Linked DNA regions of Homo sapiens: all the other regions are linked to region 3. The links are chromatin loops, found by intact Hi-C in ENCODE. Cell type or tissue: B cell. All regions are shown on one strand. Each heading gives the region's core, and the rest is flanking DNA. Links, peaks and the distances in the headings are about the cores only.

Evidence for each region. Hi-C counts contacts between places; a loop is a spot of excess contacts. Peaks named below come from ENCODE experiments on the same cell type or tissue, not always from the same donor. Only the 100,000 strongest peaks of a DNase experiment are listed, where the experiment ranks them.
Region 1: it touches region 3 in a loop (10-fold over the local background); 71 of 110 quality-filtered maps call a loop at or near these places.
Region 2: a loop joins it to region 3, with 3 times the contacts of the local background. A loop is called at or near these places in 7 of 110 quality-filtered maps.

Annotation. Positions count from the first base shown.
Region 1 is chr12:47,029,681-47,037,634 of GRCh38, forward strand. No RefSeq gene overlaps it. Among named protein-coding and RNA genes, the nearest start is that of PCED1B, 46 kb to the right of the region's middle. In B cell, for the core only: CTCF peaks have their summits at 3,083 (motif pointing right) and 3,282; a DNase peak (open chromatin) is centred at 3,091.
Region 2 is chr12:47,189,180-47,197,133 of GRCh38, forward strand. All of the region lies in intron 2 of PCED1B (PC-esterase domain containing 1B), which reads left to right. Among named protein-coding and RNA genes, the nearest start is that of MIR4698, 5.3 kb to the left of the region's middle. In B cell, for the core only: no CTCF peak of the experiment used is centred there; DNase peaks (open chromatin) are centred at 3,086 and 4,832; H3K4me3 peaks cover 499 bases; H3K27ac peaks cover 774 bases.
Region 3 is chr12:47,303,840-47,311,793 of GRCh38, forward strand. LOC105369747 (a long non-coding RNA gene) reads right to left here and starts at 3,560. Exons shown (of 2, transcript NR_135024.1): 1 at 3,480-3,560; 2 at 2,078-2,841. RefSeq lists an enhancer at 2,478-3,677. In B cell, for the core only: CTCF peaks have their summits at 4,178 and 4,380; DNase peaks (open chromatin) are centred at 3,192 and 4,102; H3K4me3 peaks cover 1,546 bases; H3K27ac peaks cover 1,459 bases.

The DNA.
Region 1 (7,954 bases), core at 955-5,954, 280 kb before region 3:
AAGGACCATTATAGGAAACTGTGTTTTTTACGGTCATTGGTATTCTCCTCTTCTCCCTTCATCATCTTATCTGCTAGATCTTCCTTTTCCAGACCTCTAAATGTTGAAGTATTCCAGGGTCCATACCTTGGATATCTCTCTGCACCTATACTCACTCTTTCAGTAATTGAATCTGGTTATATGGCTGTAAATGACATCCTTATGATGACGACTATAAGTCCTCAAAGTCCGACACATTCTACTTCACCACATGGTTAGTTTCTTCATGGATGAAGTTGGGAAGAGGATTGTAGGAAAAATCATATTAACTTCAGAAATGGGGCAGATAGCTGGGCATGGTGGTTCACACCTGTAATCCCAATACTTTGGGAGTCTGAGGCAGGTGGATTTCTTGAGCTCAGGAGTTCAAGACCAGTCTGGGCAACATGGTGAAACCTGTCTCTACAAAACATATGAGAGTTAGCTGGGTGTGGTGGCACATGCCTGTAGTGTCAGCTGCTCAGGAAGCTGAGGTAGGAGGATCACCTGAGCCTGGGAGGTCAAGGCTGCGGTAAGCATGATTGTACCACTGCTGCACTCCAGCCTGGGTGACAGAGTGAGACCCTGTCTCTAACAACAAAAAAGAAAATAAAGAAAAAAAAATGAAGCTGATAGAATAGAATGTAGTCATCAGATTAGAGGTCAGATGAGAGAGAGTCCTGCTAGTTTTACCATTATGTACTTGCATAATACATATTCAGTTAGGTTAAAACACTGAACTGAATCAACGAGAGGACGAAGTAATAGTTTGGATCTATGTCTCTGCCCAAATCTCATGTCAAATTTTAATCCCCAATTGGAGGTGGGGCCTTGTAGGAGGTAACTGGATCATGGGGACAGTTTCTCATGAATGGTTTAGCACCCTCCCCGTTGGTGCCATTCTTGTGATAGAGTTCTCATGAGATCTGGTTGTTTAAAAGTGTGTGGCACCTCCCCACTCTCTCTATTCCTCCTGTTCCAGCCATGTAAGACGTGCCTGCTTCCCCTTCACCTTCTGCCATGATTGTAAGTTTCCCAAGGCCTCACCAGAAGCAGAAGCCTGTATAGCCTGCAGAACCATGAGCCAATTAAACCTCTTTTCTTTATAAATTACTCAGTCTCAAGTATTTCTTTATAGCAGTGAGAGAACGGACTAATACACAAAAGTTATGCATGTGCAAAACTGAAGTCAGTATTTTGCTTTCTGCTTACTGTCTCTTTCATAACATTCTTTAGTATGTACAAAATACTGGGTTCAGGAGTCCATTGTATTCTGGCTGGCGGCCCCATAACGTTGAATTATGGCATCTTACCTATCTGCCAATTTTCTATGCTTGATTTTCTCTACCTTTGACCATCATTATACTTATCAAAATTGTGTCTATTCCTTCAGAGAACTGTTTTTGTTTAAATATCCTGAAGGAAAGCAATCCTAAAACATAGTCACTCTAAAGAATGAAACATTCTTAATAGTTTGATGTATCATTTCTCTCAGAATTTATATTTTTTACAGGGAACACTGCTTTGTGCTTTGATTTTGTGTAGGCATCATAATTGTGGAAGGCCTCTAAGAACCAAAACTGTCTACCTGATAGTCTGAACAGTGAGAACTGAAAACACATCTACATCTATATTAGCAAGACTTCGCAATTCCTCTGACTTCACCAACATAACTTTATTTTTTCAGGAGTCTTCTGCCCAGGCATATGGCTTGAATGTTCACTACAGGAACTTCCCAAAAGACTCATCCTCTCTTCAGTGGAAAACGTCAACCAACAGCTTGCACGTAAGATTCTTTGAATCCCTCGCCTTAGCCATCAGTCTTGGACTATTGTATCCTGATCCTTACCCAATCCTGAACCCCATTTTTAAAGACCCACCTGAAATCACACTTTCATTTTCCAATAAGTTGGGGTTTCTTCCCCCCACTCGGAAACAATCCCAAAGTTTGTGAGGTGGTGCCCACCCTTACCAAGGTAAGTAATAAACTATGGTTTGTCTTGTCAGTGGGTTATGTTGGGGTCAGTGGTTAAGCTCTTTGGGGAACCAGCTTTTGACAGCTCCAAAATCTTGCATTCAGAAGTCTGTAACTATTGAAAGGAGAAGTCTGTACCTGTGAACCAAAAACATGTGAGACAGGTCTCAATCAATTTAGAAAGTTTATTTTGCCAAGGCTAAGGACACACTTGTGACACAACCTTGGGAGGTCCAGGTGACAGGTGCCCAAGGTGGTTGGGGTACAGCTTGGTTTTATAGATTTTAGGGAGACATGAGACATCAATCAATATGTGTAAGATGTACATTGGCTCAGTCTGGAAAGGCGGGATAACTTGTATAGGGGGCTTCCAGATCATACGTAGATAGGAGACAAATGGTTGCATTCTTTTGAGTCTTTGATCAGCCTTTCACTGAATACACAATCTGCATGTGAGACTCGGGTAGAGGAATAGTTACTTAAGCCTTAGTCTGGCTCAATGAATCTGTATTTTATAGGTGAAGGAGGTATATAGCTTTTAAAAATCTTTGTAGTTATCTTACTTAGAAATAAAATGGGAGGCAGGTTTGCCTGATGAAGTTTCCAGCTTGACTTTTCTTTTTGGCTTAGTGATTGGGGTCCTGAGATTTATTTTCCTTTCACAACCTTAAAATCATCAGACACTGCATAAATGTGAAGGCCTAGGCTGATTTTTTTTTGAACTGGATATTATGAAAGATACAAAGGTTGAGGCTATAAACTTCAAAGCTGCCAGGATAGACTAAAACTTCATAACCAATCCACAAGATGCCAGCATTCCATCAGTGCTCAAAAATCCAAGAACGCACATGGGTCATTACAGTGTTCATGTTATTTGAAAGGAAATGCAAATATGGTAACATTTCATTTGGAAAAAGAAAAAGAATATATATGAACTACCACAAGTTTTCCAATATCTGTCTTTAAACTCCTAAGAGCTAATATGTAACAAATTTAAAGAGAGAATATTTGGTGAGAGAAGGTGGGGGTTTTCCTATTCAGCTTAATGGTAATTTTTAGAATTTCCTATTCAAGAAGCCACTAGATGGCCCTAAAGCCCACCTTTATCAAAACACACACACAGAGAGCTGGCAAGACGAAGAAGAAAAAAATTTAGCCATTTGCTCATAAGTTAAAACTGAAAAAAGATAATTCATACAAAGACATAAGGTCTATCCTGTGTTTACTTAAGGTTTTAAGAAAATCAAGTTTTGCTACAAAACTTGGAGCATTTTTCTTTCTGGGAACATATAAGTACATATCATAATAACCAACTTCTCTACAACATGCATGATTTTTGATGGTGCTAATATACTAGTGGTTAGATTTTCCAAGATTGATCGAATTATTAGAGCTTCTAAGCAGAAATTACATAGTAAAGAAATCCAATACATAAGAAATAGTGAACTTGAGTGAGATTACAACTCAGCTGAGTTGTTTGATCAGCATAAGAAACAGTACTACACAGCCTCTTTCACAACCATGTGCTGACATAGTGCACAGAGTGTTCCTGGCTCCCGTGGCCTCCCGTATCCTACCCTGGCACTTCCATTCCTCACTGGTTCCTGCGTTTCTGTCTGCCGCTCTGCAGGGACAAGGACTGTGGCTCTCTTGTGCAAGGTTACCTCTCCATCACCTATTGTAACTGGTCATTGGAGCATTTCTGGCATGCCAGTGCCAACTATAGTGTGCTTAAAACATATCCACCAAAGTTTTACACCGTACTTAGAAGTGTTCCATGTTATTTGTATTTAGAGCTATAAATCAGTTGATTTATTCAAATCAGAAATACAAATGAGATAAAGGGACAAAGTTCCACAATTCTGCTGATTCAAAGTAAAAATAAGGTATTAGTCCAGGTAGAGTGGAAAGCACAAATTCATCAGCAGTAACAAGTGGAAGCCAGGCGTGTCCATGAGAACAGTGGAAGTCTCCTGGGAATTAGGAGACATCTTGGAGAAGACAGTGGGTTTTTCCACAGGGCATAAAATGGGTATTCAAGCCAATCTGATTAAAATCTTCAGAGGCAAAAGACCCTAGCAGACCCAAAGTTATTATATAAGCATTTTAAAATAGAAACTGCATAGAGAAGTGGCAGCTGAAATACAAATGACAAAAAGCCTTTGGGTAAATTGGCTCAGGAGCTTTGTGATGCTAAAGAAAATGGAATCAGCCACAGGCAACAGAGAAGGCAGATGGGGAAAGACACAGTCCTGAGGAATAACCTTTGCAAGCACATCTGCGACGTGACACAGCCACTGAACATTCCCTGAATACAGCCGATAAGATCAAGAGCGAGCATTTCTTAATCAGTCATTGCTCTAGAGTCTTCAACACAAATGCCTAGATTTTTCTGGTAAAAGAAAAGCTCATTCCATGAGTGAGCAGCAAGTTAATAAGGAGAGAAAAATTATCCTGCCCTTTTCTCTGTTTTGTTTTTCCTATCACTCCTTCTCCTATTAAGGTTAATTTTATGTTTGAGAAGAGCATGTGTTTTCATTATCAGGAAAAAAATGTCTGTTTTTAAAATGTATTAGCATATTTTATTTGTTTTTGTCATAATGCACCCAGAAATAAAAGAAACCACAAAAGTCCATGTGATGACTCATGAGTTTTTATTTCTCTTGGGTATACCTGGTTTCCTTACAGGAGCGTCACCCTTCTCCTGACTGAACCAGACACCTGGGGAAATCTTTCCATAGCACTGGTTTCTGATTTGCAAGTTCACTCATCACAATTTATCAAATGAAGTGGGTTCACTCATCTAACTTCTACTGAATGCCTAGTATATGCTGTAGATATAGAAATAAATAAGCCCAAAGTCCTACCTACAAAAAAGTCATGACTACTAAAAAAGAAATAAAACTGTGATTATAAGATACTGTGGTAAATGTTGCAATTAAGGTTCACATCGTGTAAAGCTTTGGGCTGCATGCTATATTTATTTCTCAGGAATCCATTCCAAGGCAAGAAAACCCAACCAATACTCAGCTAAACAAAAAGACATTTATTTGTCTCAGACAACACAAAAGCCAGGGAGGTAGGCAGTCCAGGGCTGGGAAAATAGCTCCCTAATGTATCAGGGACCCAGGCTCGTCTGTCTTTACCACTCCTTCACCACCATCCTTGGCTTGGAGGCATTTGTCTTCATATTTGCTGCCTTGTGGTTGTAAGGTGGCTGCTACATTTTGAAACATCACATCTGTTCATGTTCCAGGCAGGGAGAAGGGGGAAGAACAAAGGGCAAAATGAGTCATGTTAGCCCATTTTTTGCTTTTTTATCAGGAAAACAAAAAATTTCCCAGAGACCCCAGCACATAGACATTGTTTTATCTTATCCGTCAGAGCTGTGTCACAAAGCCACCCTGGCCAGAAGGTGGCTAGCGAAAAGCGGGCATGGGATAGGAATTAGGCTGGCGGACCCACAGCGTGAGACACTAATGTACCCCACATGCTCCTGTTGCTATCTTCTACCCATTTGAACAACTACTGTCCTCTCTATTCTGCATGCTGGCTAGGAGAGCCTAGGCAACAAACAGTCCACAGGTATGCCTATGGTTACTGCTATTTCAACAGAGTTCACTGGAGTAAGATGATGAGGGAGGAAGTTCATCTTTTTGAGGATTTACCCCCTGTTTACATTCAGTCTTTCCATGTTGAACTAGAAATTCAAAGAGGAGGCATCATGTCTCCTTAAATATATATATCTTTCCCCTCTTTGGAGATCAGGATCTGTTTTAGACTGTGGGGAATTCAGTAGCCCCAACTCTGTTTTCAGGTGAGGTAACTGAAACCTCCCTGCTTCAGCAGTGCGATTCCCACTACCTGTTTACAAGAGAACTGAATATCCCCTCCCCTAGGGATCCTCTGCTGGAACTCCGATTACCCCATAAGTTGCTGTTAAATCAGTGAATGGCATTCATTAGGCACATATCATGTGACAAGCAGTGTATCATATTCCTCTAATTCTTCAAAAACAACTTTATGAGAGAGGTACTAACGTCATCTATTTAACCATGAGGAAGTCAAAGCACACAGAAGTTAAGTCATTTGTCCAAGGTTACATGGCTAATATGCAGTGAGGCAGGGATTCAAACCCAGGCAGTTGGCTTCTTATGGAGAACTGGGCAAGGGATCTTAGTACTAAATCAGCTAACCTCATCTAGTGGAAATGTCATTCTCAGAGTTCTTCAGGCTGCAGACACCAGGCTTCTGTAACTAGCTCTAGGTCAGTTTGGAAAGGTGCATGGTAAACACCAATAATTTAGGAATATAAGGCAGCTTAAGATTTTAATTCATTCATTCTTCAATAAATATTTATTGAACCCCTGAAACGTGCTAGGTTTCACTCCATGGCCTGGGGATTCAACTATGGGCAAGAGAGCATGGTCCCTTACCTGAAAGTTTACTGTTTCTAGGGAAGACAAGGAATTAAGTAAAATTTGATGAGTAATATACTGAGAAAAATTCAAGGTACTATACAAGTGTATTATAGAAGACATTCGTATTTTGGGGGTGGAGGTGGGGAGTTTGTCGGGGAGTGCTTTTTTTTTTTTTTTTTTTTTTTTTTAGGCAGAGTCTCACTCTGTTACCCAGGCTGGAGTGCAGTGGTGCAATCTTGGCTCACTGCAGCCTCCATCTACTGGGTTCAAGCGATTCTCTTGCCTCAGCCTCTCAAGTAGCTGGGATTACAAGTGCGCACCACCATGCCTAGTTAATTTTTGTATTTTTAGTAGAGATGGGGTTTCACCATGTTGGCCAGGCTGGTCTCGAACTCCTGACCCCAAGTCATCTGCCCGCTTCAGCCTCCCAAACTGCTGGGATTACAGGCATAAGCCACCACGCCAGGCCATCAGGGAGTACTTCTAAGAGGAAGTAACATTTGAGTTCTCTGATATGTTGCAGTTAGCCAGACAAAGATCCTGACTGGAAAGATTCTGACTGGAAAGAAGAGGTATGGGTGTTTGTGTAGTTCTAGAGCGGGGAAAACCTAGTTTGTTGAAGAACTGGAATGAATTGCAAAACCCCCTGAAGTAAAAGATACCTGAAGAGGTGGGCAGAAGTGGAGTCATGAAGAGCTCTGTGACCTTCTAAGCCAACTTAAAGTCAAGTATTTTGTTTATGGATTTAATTTTTTTTACAGTTATAATCACAATGTCCCCAGTAAAGAAACCATAATATAGCTCATGTTGTTTTTGTTCTTAATTAGCTTGTTAACTTCATGGTACATTGACCACTTAAAAATGAGATTTATTCTTCTCATTAACTTTAAAATGTTTGGAAATGAATTGCTTAATATCAGAAAACATTTCTTATGCTTTTTGAGAGAGGAAAATAGGTGAGCGTCTATTTATTATCTGGTGATGTCTATGTGCTGGAGTCTTGGTTCTCCCTATTTCATGATTCCTGATAAAAGACTTATGCCTCCGTTCTTGTAGCCCATTCAGAGACCAGGTTTAGGCGTGAGTGCCACCAAACAAATTAGAGTTTTTGCCAGAGTATGGAATTCCAAGTCTTATTTTCAGGCCCCTAGGCATCTGTGCCAATTGTGTGAGTTGCACTAACGACTAGTAAGTGAGTGGTCATTGCTCTGCTAAATCTTGGATATACAAATTTAGGGGGTCTCAACACATGAACAGGATGGGGAACAGGCAGAGAGGCAAAGCTGTGTTTGTGAGGAACCAAGAGAGGCAAGGCTTGATTCCTGAGTTGTTTGGATATATGCTGTCCAGAAAGTGGGGTGAATATAGTACCCCATCCTGAGGAGATTGGAGCTCTGTGCAGCCAAGAGAAATGGCCCCATAACAGGTAGCCAGAAGCTCAGGGCTCTCTATTCACAGCCAGAATAGAGGCTGTCACAATCCTGGGGAAATTTGTTGATTTCTTTATTCATTCATCCAATAAATATGCCATAGAGACAGG
Region 2 (7,954 bases), core at 2,051-7,050, 110 kb before region 3:
ACCCTGAGAAGTTGTCTAAGCAGAAAAGCATGCATTGTGTTTTTAGATTGTTCAAGACAGGGCCGCCATTACCCCATTGGATGCCTTTGTGCAAAGTGGAAAAATGTGTCCTTTTCTCTGAGGAGATGCAGCCCTACACTAGGGTGCATGGCTTGGTTAGCAGAAGGCAGACTGATTTCAAAATCCAGTCTATTGTGCATTCTTGTGCCGTGAATGGAGAGGTGCAGCCCTGTTTAGAGAAGAGCCTGTAATCTTGCTTAAATAAGTCACTACAGCAACTATTATCTCACAGTGAAAATGTTCCTCTTTAAAGGCCGCTAAATAAATGAATGACCTTGGACATACATTTATTTCCTCACTTTTCAGTAGTTTACAAGATCCCTGAACACCATTCAAGGCTTATATTAGTGGCTTTCTGCTACCGCTAACATCAAATCCAAAACACCATGGACTTACTTGCAAGGTCTTATTTGCACTTTCAGCATAGCACCATGGACTTATTAGCACACTTTAGTGTTATATTACCATCTCACACTTGTCTTCATTTCAGCAAACAATTAATAAACATGGACTAGGAGCCAAACTCTTGAAGCACAACTTTCGTTTATCACCAGCTTCGCATTTTCACCTCATCTAACCCTACTAACAAAATGCATATCCTTGAAACTTCCAAACAGAAGACTCTGGGGATGTTTGGCAAAACCTCAGCATAACTTCTGCTGCTCCAGGCTTGGGATCCACAGAAGAGCTGCCTCTTGGGTCAGCTCTTCCAGCCCTGCTCGGCTCCTCCCTTGGCCACTCCCAGTCCCACAGACCCTCCTCTATGCACTGTGCTCAGACACCTGCTTGAAGTGCAGAAACTACTTCAGTATCACTTGAGGGAATCTCTAGGTATAAATTCTACACAGAAGAAAAATGTTAATACTCTATTTGCATAGTGTTTTGTTATTTAGGAAATGCTTTCACATGCATTAGTTCGTGTAATCCTGAGTTGGAATAATCAGCCAAAAAGCAAAAATGCATACAATTCAGTTGTCTCTCAGTCTATCCCACCCCGTTCTTCCCATGGTGCTGGTTGGTTCATAAATGGGAGCAAGTGAAAGCCTGCCCCATTGTGGCCCCAGTTCTGGGCTTCAGTTTCCAAAATAGATACAGACCTCACCCAAGTTCCATCTGTTCTAACCCACTTCCTCCTTGTCCTGGTCTCCAACCTTTGGCACCCATGCATTCACTTTGGTCGCCTCTTCCAGGTCTTTCTTCCTCCAGCTCCCTGCAGGTTAAGGATGAAGTGGTTTCTCTCAATTCCCTTTGTACGAGAAACACAGGGTTCTTTATGCCTACACCAGTTTCAGTGGGAAACCCTCTTTATAGCAGCTATGCAAATCCTGCATCTGGGATACCTGTGACTCATTTACACAGAATCTTGATCCTTTCAAACAACAATAGTAACACTAACTCATGCTTACTGGTTTCTGCGTGGCAGGCATGGCACTCTGTGCTCTCTGCATGTTATCTCATACTGTTGCAGATTTAGGTTGAGTACCTGATGCCAGTAAGCCAAACACTGACACATCAGTGCTTAGGAGCACAGAAAGGTTATTCAAATTGGCTACAGCATGAGGGTGCGAGAGGCACCTCTCAAACCCCACCTGTCTTTGAACATAACTGGGGGGCTTTTACGAGTAAGGTAGATATGTGGGAGGTGAGATTCTCTGATGATGAAAGCTGCTTGTGTCCCTCAGCCAATCGAACTTCTGGATGCCATCAAGGAGGTCTCCATGACCTAAGGATCATTGTTCTTTAAAAGAAAAACCAGTTCATTAATCTTGCAGACAGCCCCTGGGGGTCAGGATATGAAGTTAATCACTTATTAATGACTACCCTCTAACGAAATGACTATGTGCAAGCAAACATGCATGGAGGAAGACAAGGACAAAGAAAGAGGAAGAAGTAAAATGAACATCTTACGATTTTTATAATATAGGCTTGGTGACATCACCTTCCCAACAGACACACAGGGCTACTATGAGTATGCCCATTTACAAATGAGGTTGAATTGAAGCAGTTTTTACAAAGGGACACCACTGACCCTAAAGCCCTGAGCTGTCTGTTTCCAGACTTTTTTCACTCCTTTATCTTCTGCCAGCTTTACGACTCCATACATTTAATTCCTCAGAGACCACTATTTTTGTTTAAAATCTCTAAGTTTCTTCCTAATTCTATACCCCAGTGTCAGCATTCAGCAGTTCTATAAGATCTCAAAAGATTATTTCTCCCAAATCCTCACCTTGACCCTCCCCAGGCAAACGTTCACATGTTCACAACCCAATGCATTCACTTTACTCTCATCCTAGGCAAATTGGGGGAAGTCATGTTTCCATTGCAATCCGGAAGAAGAAATACCGCAGGCCTGCCTCTCTCCACCCAGGACTTGGGCATAGTCATCATCCAGCCTTTGCCCTAAAGCAGAGGTTTTCAGCCCAGGTTGCAAAATAGATTGCCCTGGGAACCTTCATAAAGCTGGACACCTGGGCTGCTCACCCTGAGGAATTGAGGCAGAATCGCTGAGGGTGCGGCCTGGACACAAAAGTTTTGGGGTTTTTTTGGTTTTTTTGTTTTGTTGTGTTGTGCTTTTTTTTTTAAGGACCTGGTGATTCTGATGAGAACCACTTGCCTGCCTTTCTCTTTGCCAATCTGAGTCCATTACCATTTTCTTGAGCTAACTCAGACATCATTTTCTTTAGATACTCTATAGGAGCACCTAACATGGCGCTTGCCACAGAAATGATTGACTGTTTTCTCTCTGTACATCCTCATTAACTCCAACTCAATAGAACACCAATTTAATTTGCCTCCTTTGTATAAATGTATTCAATCCACCCCGTATCACTGTAGAATATCTATACATTGTTCTAGAATTACTGTTTTCTTATTTTATGTGGATCTGGCTTGCTTTAACTATTTCAAAAATGGAGGCTACGCTTTTTTTTTTTGTTTTTTTTTTTTTGCCTCTTTCCATAGTGCCAGCAAAGAGCTTCTAAATCACGACAAACAGTAAATGCATGTTGATTATAAGTAAAACCTATTTTTGCTTTCACTTTCCTTTGATATGAAAGTCAATTAAATAGGCTGCAGAGAACAGGGAGTTTAGAAGGCTGAAATAAGAAAAATATGTAGCCTGGAAAAAAAATGGAGATGACCAGTAAGCAAAGTGAAATTGTATATACTGCAGACTGATCGGCTCTATCCAAATGGGTGCTCCTTTTGGATATGAGCTCATTCAAATGGTAAATGATTTCATTCAAAACTTTCCTTTGGGAAAAGTCACTTGGAGAGTCCACTTTACATAAAAGAATCCAATTTAATCTTCAGTGGAAAAAGTGGAATTGGACGAGGGCAGAGCTCTCCTTTCATTTTAGAGAATAAAAGTGGCAGCCTGGATCCTGGTCCAGTCTCTGGTACTAACTAGCTGTGACTTTGATACATCATTGAGTCCATCAGAGCTGACTGACTCCCAGGGCTCTCCATAGCAATAATGGTAATAAAAATAGCAAACATTCATGGAGTTCTTGCTGTGTAACAGGCACTGTGCTGAGGATTTTTCATGCATTATTTCATTTAACCATCATTCCTTGAGACAAGTACTATCATTAACCCCAACTGAGGAAACTAAGGCTCGGAGAGATTAATTTGTCTAAGATCACAAAGAAAATGTATTTTGGTGAAACTATTCATTCAAGCCTAGCTCCAATGTCCATTCTTCTTTCCTCACGTCTACATGAGACCTTCCTTATCCCCATATTTGCAAGCAGAGTACATTATTCTGGGCTTACTGAATGCTTTATGCACACAGATATTTTAGCGCTTCTCCCATTGTATTTTGCTAATTGTTTTTGCATGTCTCTCCTAGCTGACTGCAAAAAATGAATTCAAGAGCTGTATTCTATTTGTCTTATTACTCTCATCACTTACTGTAGGGCTTAACAATTAATAGACTCTCATATGTACCAAAATATGAACTCTCAAATTTGTTGTATCCTCAGAGAGGTTGAGTAACTGACTCAGGTTCACACAGGAAGTACAAAGTGAGACCGGATTTTGCATTCCGGCATCTGACCGTCCCCACTTCCTATGAGCATCACTGTCCACTCAGAGTTGTTCAAGCCAATGCAGAAACCAGGGAACCATTCTTTATAATAATTCCCTGCTCACAATTCCTGAATTCCTGCCCCCTTCCCCCTTTCCACTCCAGTCATTGTTTCAGCCCATCACCTTCTCCCCAACCCTCAATCACCATGGTAATTCAGATTACTGCCTTCACTCGCCTGGATTACAATAGTTAGGGTGTAGGATTTTGGCTGACCCCCAAAACAAAAGATTAAAAATTATGGATGACTTTTATAAACTACAAGCAAGTCTTACAATTTCCCTCAGAGACAAAGATATACTTCTGCCCACTCAGCCCTGAGTAGCTTCAATCATGGTTCTCTAGTAAGTTAGAATTATATTTTCTCCCCGTGACATAAATTTCAGTATAAGGATCAGCAACATTGCTCCAGTCCTATAAATCATATGAGGCAACCAAATAGTCTCCAAGATTCTAGCTCATTTGCTGTTCATCTGTTTTAAGATTGCATTTCACCAGTTTATTTCAGGGTGTCTGCCATTTTGGCCCCAGTTTTGATAACTGCAGATTGTTGTTATTTTAAAGCCATTTCATTGCTCAGTCTTGCTGGGGCTGGGGCCCTGCCTTGCTCTTGCCCTCACTAAGCTGCATTCTGGTTTCCTGCCTACCTCCCTTGGCTTTGAATAAATACCACATGCTCTTGCTGTGCTTTTGCTGTGCTCTGCCACCTGCAGGGCCCTTGGTCATACTGTGTTGAGACCTCCTTGCAGGAGTGGCCGCTTGCCCTTTGCAGCCAGCATTTTTCAGATAACTTCCCTCCATGCTCCTGAAACACATCTGTCTCCCCACTGCCTGCCTCCTCTCAGGAATAGGTCTTTTTTTATTTTGAGATGGAGTCTCACTCTGTCGCCCAGGCTGGAGTGCAGTGGCACGATCTCAGCTCACTGCAACCTCCACCTGCTGGGTTCAAGTGATTCTCCTGCCTCAGCCTCCTGAATAGCTGGGATTACAGGCGCGCAGCACCACGCCCAGCTAATTTTTGTATTTTTAATAGAGATGGGCTTTCACCATGTTGGTCAGGCTGGTCTCGAACTCCTGACCTCGTGATCCACCTGCCTAGGCCTTCCAAAGTGCTGGGATTACAGGCGTGAGCCACCGCACCTTGCTGGGATGGGTCTCTTTACAGGTACTGGAACTAATTTAGAACCACAAATGTCCCTTTGATAGCTACTTATTGCAAACACAAGAGAAATTTCCTTAGTGTAAAGAAAATCAATCATTTTTGGCAAACTACTTAGACTTTCAACAGTGAAGCTTCTTAGAATATTGAGGTCTCCTGCTCTTCTGGGAACTGTGGGACAAAGTACTCCAGTTAATATCCTCAGATGACCTGCCAACAAGAAAGGTCATACCGGTCGGAGTTCCATGTGCTATTTAAAGAACAGACCTTAGATGGCAGAAGCAGCAATATGTGGCCAGGGTTTTAATGAGGAAGAGAAAGGTGCCGTGTGGCTAAATTCGAGAGTAAATGGCATTGTTGTGTTCAGAAACAGCACTGGCCACTTATCCTGTTTCATAATTCCTCTTCTTTAAAGTTATTATCTTCATTTTGAGTATTGTGAATTATTTATTAGTATTATATATTTAACTTGTTAAATGAAGAAATGTGTTCTTGTATGAGAGGGGGGAAGAAAAGCCTGTTTTAGTCTTTTGGAATTCATCTTTAGAAATATTTCTAAAAGTAGGCCGGGCGCGGTGGCTCACGCCTATAATCCCAGCATTTGGGAGGCGGAGGCGGGTGGATCATGAGGTCAGGAGTTCGAGACCAGCCTGACCAACAAGGCGAAATTCCGTCTCTTCTAAAAATACAAAAATCAGCCGAGCATGGTGGTACACACCTGTAGTCCCAGCTACTCGGGAAGCTGAGACAGGAGAATCACTTAAACCCAAAAGGCGGAGGTTGCAGTGAGCCGAGATCATGCCACTGCACTCCAGCCTGGGCGATGGAGCGAGTCTCTGTCTCAAAAAAAAAAAAAGAAAAAAAGAAATATTTCTGAAGGTGACAGCTAATGTCTCGAGGGAGAAAATGAGGATCATGAGAAAATGAAACAATTTTTCTCCATATTAATTATGTGTACAATCCAAACCTATCTGATAGCTGGTGACTACAAATTTATTCATTTTCCCTCTACCCACCCTCCTTCCTCTGATTATCTTTCTAAATTCACTTAGAGGCAGCAACTACCCAAAAAAAAACCCCACCATAGTAGAGTAGAGGAGGGATGGGTGTTGTATTAAGGAAGGTATAGCCCCTGTAAGTAACATGCTACAGTAAGGGCCAGAAACAAGAAGGTTGCTCACAGCAGCCCCAGTAGAGTTTAATATCAGATATTGAAGTGAGTCAGGAAGATCTAAGAAAATCATACCTGAGTCTACCAGAGTTGTCTGTTCCCACTTTTTTCATTCTTCATTTCCTCACCCTCTATTCACATTTTATGTATAGTTAAATATTCATTATTCATTTTATTATGCCCATGCAGATAGCAGTCAGAACTTAATGTTATAATATACGGGCTATGGTTATGTTTTATTAACCATTTGCTTTTTTCTTGAACTTAATAATTACATTTTTTAAAAACTGCTTAGTTTTCTGGTCTCTATTACAATTCTTCCCACACCTTCCAATATTCTATTAGCCCAATTTTCCAAAGATTAGTCAAACTAGGTGATGCATTAATTTCAGTTCCAAAATAAATGAATTCTTTTAACTTTGCAAAGACTATTACATATAACACTATGTTACAAAATTTGAATATATTGACATTTTTAAAGTAGAGTGTTTATGTGTGTAACTTTTTAAAAATATGTAACCATAAAAAAGTAGGTAAATAATATCAACTTCAACTTAATAGTGCTTTGCTAGGAGGCAGTAGAACTTAGTAGCTAAGTGTCTGGCATTAGAGCAACTAGCTTCAAATCCTGGCTCTGCCACTTACTAGATGTGCCTACCAGAAACAAGATACTCAACCTATTTGTGCCTCAGTTTTCTGATCCATAAAATGGAGATAATAGTACCTAACTCAAGGATTGTTCAAGCTTAACTTAAGTAATACATATAAATCACTATATGTTGCCTGACATACAGTAAATGCTCAGTAAGTTTTAGGTATTATTTAGCACAGTAGCAAAGGAAGAAACAATTTAAAAACACTGAAAAACTTCATCTAAAGTTTATATATGGGCTGGGCACCGTGGCTCACGCCTGTAATCCCAGCACTTTGGGAGGCCGAGGCAGGCAGATCACCTGAGGCCAGGAGTTCGAGACCAGCCTGGCCAACACGGTAAAACCCCGTCTCTACTAAAATTGCAAAAATTATCTGGGCGTGGTGGCGGGCGCCTGTAATCCCAGCTACTCAGGAGTTTGAGGTAGAATTGCTTGAACCCAGGAGACGGAGGTTGCAGTGAGCCAAGATCGTGCCACTGCACTCCAGCCTGGGCAAAAGAGCAAGACTCCATCTTAAAAATTAAAAAATATATAAAAAATAAACTTTATATATGAAAAAATATGAACATAAAATTAACAGAAAAATAATAAGCTGAAATGAAAACATTTGCAGCATGGATGGCAGGCCAAAGTGTTAATACACTTAATATGTAATAATCCTTAGATAAAATAGAAAAGTAGGCAAAGTACACAAATTGGCAGTTTATTTAAAAAAAAAAACAGATGATAGACCAGCCTGACCAACATGGTGAAACCCCATCTCTACTAAAAATATAAAAATTAGCCAGACATGGTGGCGGGCACCTGTAATCCCAGCTACTCAG
Region 3 (7,954 bases), core at 1,995-6,994:
CAGGTAGATTCACGGTTCCTTCCTTGTGTCCCTTTAGGTCTCTGTTCAAACATGACCTCATCAGAGACACCGTGTCTGGGCACCCTGCACATTCAGCACCCCTCATTATTCTGTCTCTTTCACCACAGTGCACCAAGGATTCATGGAGTGTGCCCCAGGTACAGACCAACAATAATAAAACATTCAGACTAATATTCAGGCTACTTTTTATTATCACTATGCAGCAGGAATTCTAAACAACATCAGTGATGGAATACTCTTCCCCAAGGAAAAAAACAAAAACAAATTTTCTATTGGTCTAAGTTCTAAACAGTTGCCACAGTCACTTTTGAGCTTTAAACATGAATATGCACATTTTAAATTAGCACATTTTATTGCTTAACCCTTAAGAAAAATGATGGCATTCTACTTGGAAGTTAATTCAGGGAACTTTAGCTATACAGCTGGCCCTGACACAAGTGGACATGACTATACATGTTTGTTTCAAAAGTAAATTTGTTATAGTTGAGAGTCATTCAAGTTTTGGGTACAGTTGGCAGGCTCAAGCCCCATGGTATGACATATCCCTATGTAAGGATCAACTGTAGGCAAATATAAATTGACAAATCTTGCTATGCTCTGAATTTAACATGAACACGCAAGAAGGAACAAGCCATTGATAGAGCCAATGACAAATTTGAAGAAGGCTTAAAAACAGAAACTACAGTATTATTCATGCCTGTGACAGAGCAATATATAGATATGTTTTTCTTTTTTAAAAAAATTAATGCTTTAAAAATTTAATCAATTTTTTCCTTTTTGATCTCTTATTTATTTATTAATTATTATTATTATTTTTTGACACGGAGTTTTGCTCTTGTTGCCCAGGCTGGAGTGCAATGGCACAATCTCGGCTCACTGCAACCTCTGTCTCCTGGGTTCAAGCCATTCTCCTGCTTCAGCCTCCCAAGTAGCTGAGATTACAGGTGCCTGCCACCAGGCCCAGCTAATTTTTTTTTGTATTTTTAGTAGAGACAGGATTTCACTATGCTGGCCAGGCTGGTCTCAAACTCCTGACCTCAGGTGATCCACCCATCTCAGCCTCCCAAAGTGCTGGGATTACAGGCATGAGGAACCGCACCTGGCCTTTATTTATTTATTCTTTTTTTATTATTAATTTTTTTACTGGCATGATAATAAATATGAAGTCCAACAAAACAAAATTTTCACTGTCTGCTTTTCTTTTCTGGCCATTATTAATATGTGCTCTGTATTACCGAAACGGGAAAGGTTCCCTCGTCCCCCTCACAGGGTGTGTGACGGGGGAGTGCCTCGCTTCTTCAATGCCCCGCTGCTCAAACCTCTAAGGGAGAATGGAGATGGGAAGGCTATATAGAGCTCCGACCCCAGGGCAGTGTCTAGGAGTGATTGTTTACAGCTTCTGAAGCCCCAGCGGGCATGTGTTATAGGGTGCTCTTTTAGTTTCCCGTCTATAGGTGACTTGTGTTCATCAGCTCAATTCGACCCCCTTCGTTATCACAAGGACAGAGGGATTTCTGTATCCCGGGGTTTCTGTATCCCGGGGTTTCTTGCCTTGGTGCACCAGAAGAATTGGATCACACGTGGACTTGGAGAATGAGAGCAAGGTTTTATTGAGTGGAAGTGGCTCTCAGCAAATGGGGGATCCAGAAGGGAGACGGTTCTCCCCCGGAGTTGGGCCGCTCATCAACGAGGCTCTCCTCCAACTGCCCCAGCCAAACTCCGTATTGTTCTGCGGATCGGGGTGCCTGCTGGATTGCCTGTGCCAGTGCATTCCACTTGACACCCAGCCGCCTGTGTGTGCCTCCGCCCATGTGCTCCTGTGGACGTCTAGCCACTTCTGTGTCTGCCTGCTAGGTCTGGGAGGTTTCTATAGGCACAGGATGGGGGCATGGCAGGCCAGGGTAGTTTTGGGAAATGCAACATTTGAGCACCAAGACAGGAGTACCGTCCTCACCTAGGTCCTTGGGGGTAGAGGCCCAGCCAGGGACCACCCTCTTCCCTTCCCAGCACTCCGGTATCATTACTTATCTGTGTAATAATAGTGCTACAAACTTACTAGCCTGAAGGAATACACATTTATTATTTCTGTTTCTGTGGGTCAGGAGGACTTCCAGTTCCAAAATGGCAGCATAGAAGCATGCTGACTTCACTCCCTCCACAATAAACCAAAACCAAATGTACAATGTCAAGATTATCACCAGAAATATTCCAGAACTCATATATGAAAAAGAGTTCCCAGGGCCACAAAGAAGTGAAAAACTCTAAGCAGATGGTAAGAGAATTGGACTTCTGAGAGGTGACAATGTGCTAGCAGCCCTTGCTAGCTCTCGGGGCCTCCTCGGCCTCGGCGTCCGCTCTGGCCGTGCTTGAAGAGCCCTTCAGCCCACCACTGCGCTGTGGGGTCCCCTTTCTGGGGCTGGCGGAGGCTGGAGCCGGCTCCCTCTGCTCCAGGGAGGTGTGGAGGGAGAGGCGCAGACGAGAGCTGGGGCTGCGCGGTGCTTGCAGTCCGGCATGGGTTCTGGGTGGGCACGGGCTCGGAGGGCCCCGCACTCCGGGCAGCAGGCTGGTGCCTGCTGGGCTTGATCAGAGGCTGGGTCCCCTGCTTGGATCGCCATTCCCTCTTCACCGAGTTGTTGGCAACGATGGCGGGTCTCTGTCTCTTTCTGGCTTCCCCTTTTCCTCTTGGTTGTCTGGGACGAGCTCCTTCTGGGTTGCCGGAGTGTCCAGGATAGGTGCCGCAAAGTCAAGCCAGTGCCAGTGAAAGGTGAAGCCTGCTGGGCTTCTGGGATGGGTGGGGACTTGGAGAACTTTTGTGTCTAGCTAAAGGATTGTAAATGCACCAATCAGCACTCTGTGTCTAGCTAAAGGTTTATAAACACACCAATCAGTGCTCTGTGTCTAGCTAATTGGGTGGGGACTTGGAGAACTTTTGTGTCTAGCTAAAGGACTGTAAACGCACCAATCAGCACAATCAGCACTCTGTGTCTAGCTAAAGGTTTGTAAACGCACCAATCAGCACTCTGTCAAAATGGACCAATCAGCTCTCTGTAAAATGGAACAACCAGCAGGATGTGGGTGGGGCCATACAAGGGAATAAAAGCAGGTCACCCAAGCCAGCAGCCACAACGCGGGTACCGTTGCACGCTGTGGAGGGTTTAGCTCTTTGCAATAAATCTTGCTGCTGCTCACTCTTTGGGTTGGCACTGCCTTTATGAACTGTAACACTAACCACGAAGGTCTGCAGCTTCACTCCTGAAGCCAGCGAGACCACGAACTCACCAGGAGGGACGAACAATTCCAGATGGGAGGAACAAACAACTCCGGACACGCCACCTTTATGAACTGTAACACTCACCGCGAAGGTCTGCAGCTTCACTCCTGAGGCCAGCAAGACCATGAACCCACCGGGAGGAAGGAATAACTCCAGACGCATCGCCTTTAAGAGCTGTAACACTCACCACAAAGGGATGCAGCTTCACTCCTGATGTCAGCCACGAACCCACCAGAAGGAAGAAACTCCGGACCCATCTGAACATCTGAAGGAACAAACTCCGGACACACCATCTTTAAGAACTGCAACACTCACTGCGAGGATCCGCGGCTTCATTCTTGAAGTAAGCGAGTCCAAGAACCCACCAATTCTGGACACACTTCCACATTTGTGACGTCTCTCCCCTCATTCTGACTGGTATCAAGCACAAGAAATAATTTCCCCCAACTCAGTTTCTCACTGGAAAAAATGAGGTTGAGGTGGATAACCAACTTCATCATCCTGGGTTCCATGGCAAGAGACCCATCCCTACCTTAGAGCCACAGGAAGCACTGTGAGTGCCTGAAAAGAGAAATATCCCTGAGAACAGTCAGAACCGGTGGGGAGGGAAGACTACCATCCCCTGCCCTGGGAACTGCTTTGTAAATCAGCCAAACAAGACACCAAATCAGAGTGACTGTTCAGCAGCACCATACTGCAGAAGGTTTGTTCCACAGGTCTCCTGGGGACGAACTTCTAGCCAACCTTCCTACACTGCCAGGATATCCCCTTAGGGACCTCTGCCACTCAGAAAGGGCATGCTCTGATCATTTACTAGAGCTGAGGTGAACCTGGCGTAAAGACGCCACCTAGAGCTGAAAAGAAGACAGTCCATAGCAATAAAGAACCTTTAAGCAATTGTAGCCAATAAAAATCAAAACAAGCCAGACAGAGAAGACTGGAATAAATAATTAATCCTTCAATGTAAAGACATAGACATACATCCACAAGAAACAACAGCAAACAGGAAACCAAGGTCTCCCCAAATGGACAAAACAAGAAACCAGTGACTGACCCTAAACGGCAGTTTTAAGGAAACTCAGTGATCGCCAAGATAACACGGAAAACAAATTTCAGAAATTTATCAGAGCAATTTAACAAAGAAATCTAAATAATTTAGAAAAACAAAAATTTTGGAACTTAGAAAAATATTTGGTGAACTGAAAAATTCATTAGAGGCTCTCAATAGCAGAGAAGACAGGCTATTTGAAAACATATAGTAAGAGGAGAAAAAAGAAAAAAAAGAATGAAAAGGAATGATGATTGCCTATAAAATTAACTCAAAAGACCACATCTAAAAATTATTGGTGTTTAAGAGAAAGTCGAGCAAGGGGAAGGGGTAGAAAGTTTAATCAAAGAAATAATAACATAAAACTTTCCAAACTTGAGAAAAATATAAATATCCAGGTACTGGAAGGTCAGAGAACACAAAATAAGATTTGACTCAAATAAGACTGCTCCAAGGCATATAATAAACTCCCAAAGGTGAAGGACAAAGAGGATCCTAAAGGCAGCAAGAGAAAAGCAAGTAACATATAAAGGATTTCCAATTCATCTGGCAATAAACTTCTCAATGGAAACCATACAGGCCAGGAGGGAGTAGGATAACATTTTCAAAGAAGTACTGAAAGAAAAAAACTACCATTCAAGAATAGTGTCCAGCAAGGGTATTCTTCACCTGTGAAGGAGAGATAAAGTCGTTCCCAGATAAGCAAAAGGGAAGAGAATTCACCACCACCAGACCTGTCATACAAAAAATGCTAAAGGGAGTTCTTCAATCAATCTAAAAGCAAAATGTGCAATAAAAAGAGAAAAAAGAAAAGAAAAAAGAAAGAAAAACTAAAGAAAGAAAAAAAGAAGAAATAAAATATTTGAAGGTGTAAAACCCACTGGTAAAATTAAGTAAGTAGACAAACCCAGAATACTCTTACACTGTAATTGTGGAGTGCAATCCACTCATAACTCTAGTATGAAGCCCAAAAGATGCATCTACCAAAACAATAATAGCTACATTAACCTGTTAAAATATAGGCAATATAAACAGAGGCAAATTAAGACAAAAGTCAAAATGTGAGAGTAAGGAAGTTGTAGATTTTTTTTTTTTTGCTTTTGCTTTGTGTGTTTCCATTCTTTTCTTTGTGGTCTAAGATAAGTTGTTATCTCCTTAAAATAATTTGTTTTATCTATAAAATGTTTTTCATAAGCCTCATGGTAACCCCAATGCAAAAACCTATAATAGATTCACTAAAAGTTAAAAGCAACAAATTAAAACTTACTACCAGAGAAAGTCACTTAACCACAAAGAGAGACAGTAAAAAAGCAAGAAGGAAGGGAGGAATTACAAAATAATCAGAAAACAACAAAATAGCAGCAGTGAGTCCTTATCAATAACACTGAATGTAAATTCACTGAATTCTCCAATTAAAAGGCATAGAGTGGATGAATGAATAAAGAAACGAGACTCAACTATATAATGCCTACAGGAAACCCATTCCACCTAAAAAGACATACAGACTGGCTGGGCATGCTGGCTCAGGCCTGTAATCCCAGCACTTTGGGAGGCCGAGATGGGTAGATCCCTTGAGGTCAGGAGTTCGAGACCAGCCTGGCCAACACGGTGAAGCCCTGTCTCTACTAAAAAAATACAAAATTAGCTGGGTGTGGTGGCAGGAGCCTGCAATCCCAGCTACTAGGGAGGCTGAGGCAGGAGAATCGCTTGAACCTGGGGGGTGGAGGTTGCAGTGAGTCAAGATCATGCCACTGTACTCCAGCCCGGACAACAGTGCAAGACCCTGTCTCAAAACAAAAACAAAAACATACAGACTGAAAGTGAAGGGGTGAAAAGATATTTCATACCACTGGAAGCCAAAACAAAGCAGGAGTAGCCGTACTTAGATAAAATAGACTACAAATCAAAGACTGCAAAAAGAGACAAAGAAGGTCACTAAATAATAATAAAGGGGTGAATTCAGCAAGAAAATATAACAATTATAAATATCTATGCACGCAACACTAGGGCCCCTAAGTATATAAAGCAAACATTAATAGAGCTAAAGGAAAAGATGGATTGAAATACACTAATAGCAAGGGACTTTAACACTCTACTCTCAGGAAACCGACAGATTATCCTGACAGAAAATTAACAAAGAAACTTTGGAGTTGAACTACACAGCACAGTAGACCGGATAGGTATGACAATTACAGAACATTTCACTCAAATCCTGCAGAATACACATTCTTTTCATTAGTATATGGAACATTCTCCTGAATAGATTATATCTTAGGCCACAAAAAAGGTCTGAATACATTCAAAAAAGTAGAAATTACATCATGTATCAAATGGTTTTTTCTGACCACAGTGGAATAAACCTAGAGATCAATAACAAGAGGAACCTCTAAATCTTCCCAAACACATGGAAATTAAACAACATGCTCCTGAACCACCAATGGGTCAATGAAGAAATTAAGAAGAAAATTTTAAAATTTCTTGAAAAGAATAAAAATGGAAATACAATATACCAAAATCTATGGGATACAGCAAAAGCAGTAGTAAGAGGGAAATTTATAGCAATAAATGCCTATATCAAAAAGCAGAAAGAAATATAAAATTAAATATAAATAATTTTTATTCAAAAAAGTAGAAATACTTCAAATAAACATAAAGGAATTAGGAAAGCAAAAACAAAACAGACCCAAAATACACAGAAGGAAAGTAAAAAAGATCAGAGCAGAAATAAATGAACTTGAGACTAAAAAATACAGAATATCAAAGAAATAAAAAGTTGGTTTTTGGAAAAGATAAACAAAATCACAGTTTTAGTGGGTCAGGAATCAGGGCATGGCTTGACTGTGTCCTCCACTTCAGGGTCTCACAAGGATGCAATCAAGGTGTCAGCTGAGGTTAGACTGAGCAAGGATCCACTTCCAAGCTCAGGTAGTAGTTAACAAGATTCAGTAACTCATGGGATATTGGACTGAGGGCCTCAGTCTCTTGCTGGATATTGGTCTTGGACTGCCCTCTGCTCCTTGCCATGGGGCTTTCTCAACATGACCTTTGCTTTCTTAAAGTAAGCAAGAGGCCATGTGTGGTGGCTCATGCCTGTAATTCCAAAACTTTGGGAGGACAAAGTGAGAGGATCACTTGAGCCCAGGAGTTTGATACCAGCCTAAGTAACATAATGAGACTCTACAAAAAATAGAAAAAAATAGCCAGGGGCACACACCTGTGGTCCCAGCTACTTGGGAGGCTGAGGTGGAAGAATTGCTTGGGCCCAAGGGGTCAAGACTACAGTGAGCTGTGATCATGCCACTGCACTCCAGCCTGGACAAGAGATCAAGACCATCTCCCTCCCACTACCCAGAAAAGCTAGCAAGAGTGAGCATCTCCAAGCAAGATGGGGTACAATTTTATGTTGCACAATCGTATCCCATCAGCTTTGCCATATTCTACTGGTTAGAAGCAATTAACAAGTCTCACCCACACTCAAGGGGAGGGGATTTACACAAGACATGAATAGCATAAGGTGGGTGTATTAGTCTGTTCTTACACGGCTGTAAAGGATTGCCTAAGACTGGGAAATTTGTAAAGAAAAGATGTTTAATTGGCTCACAGTGCCACGGGCT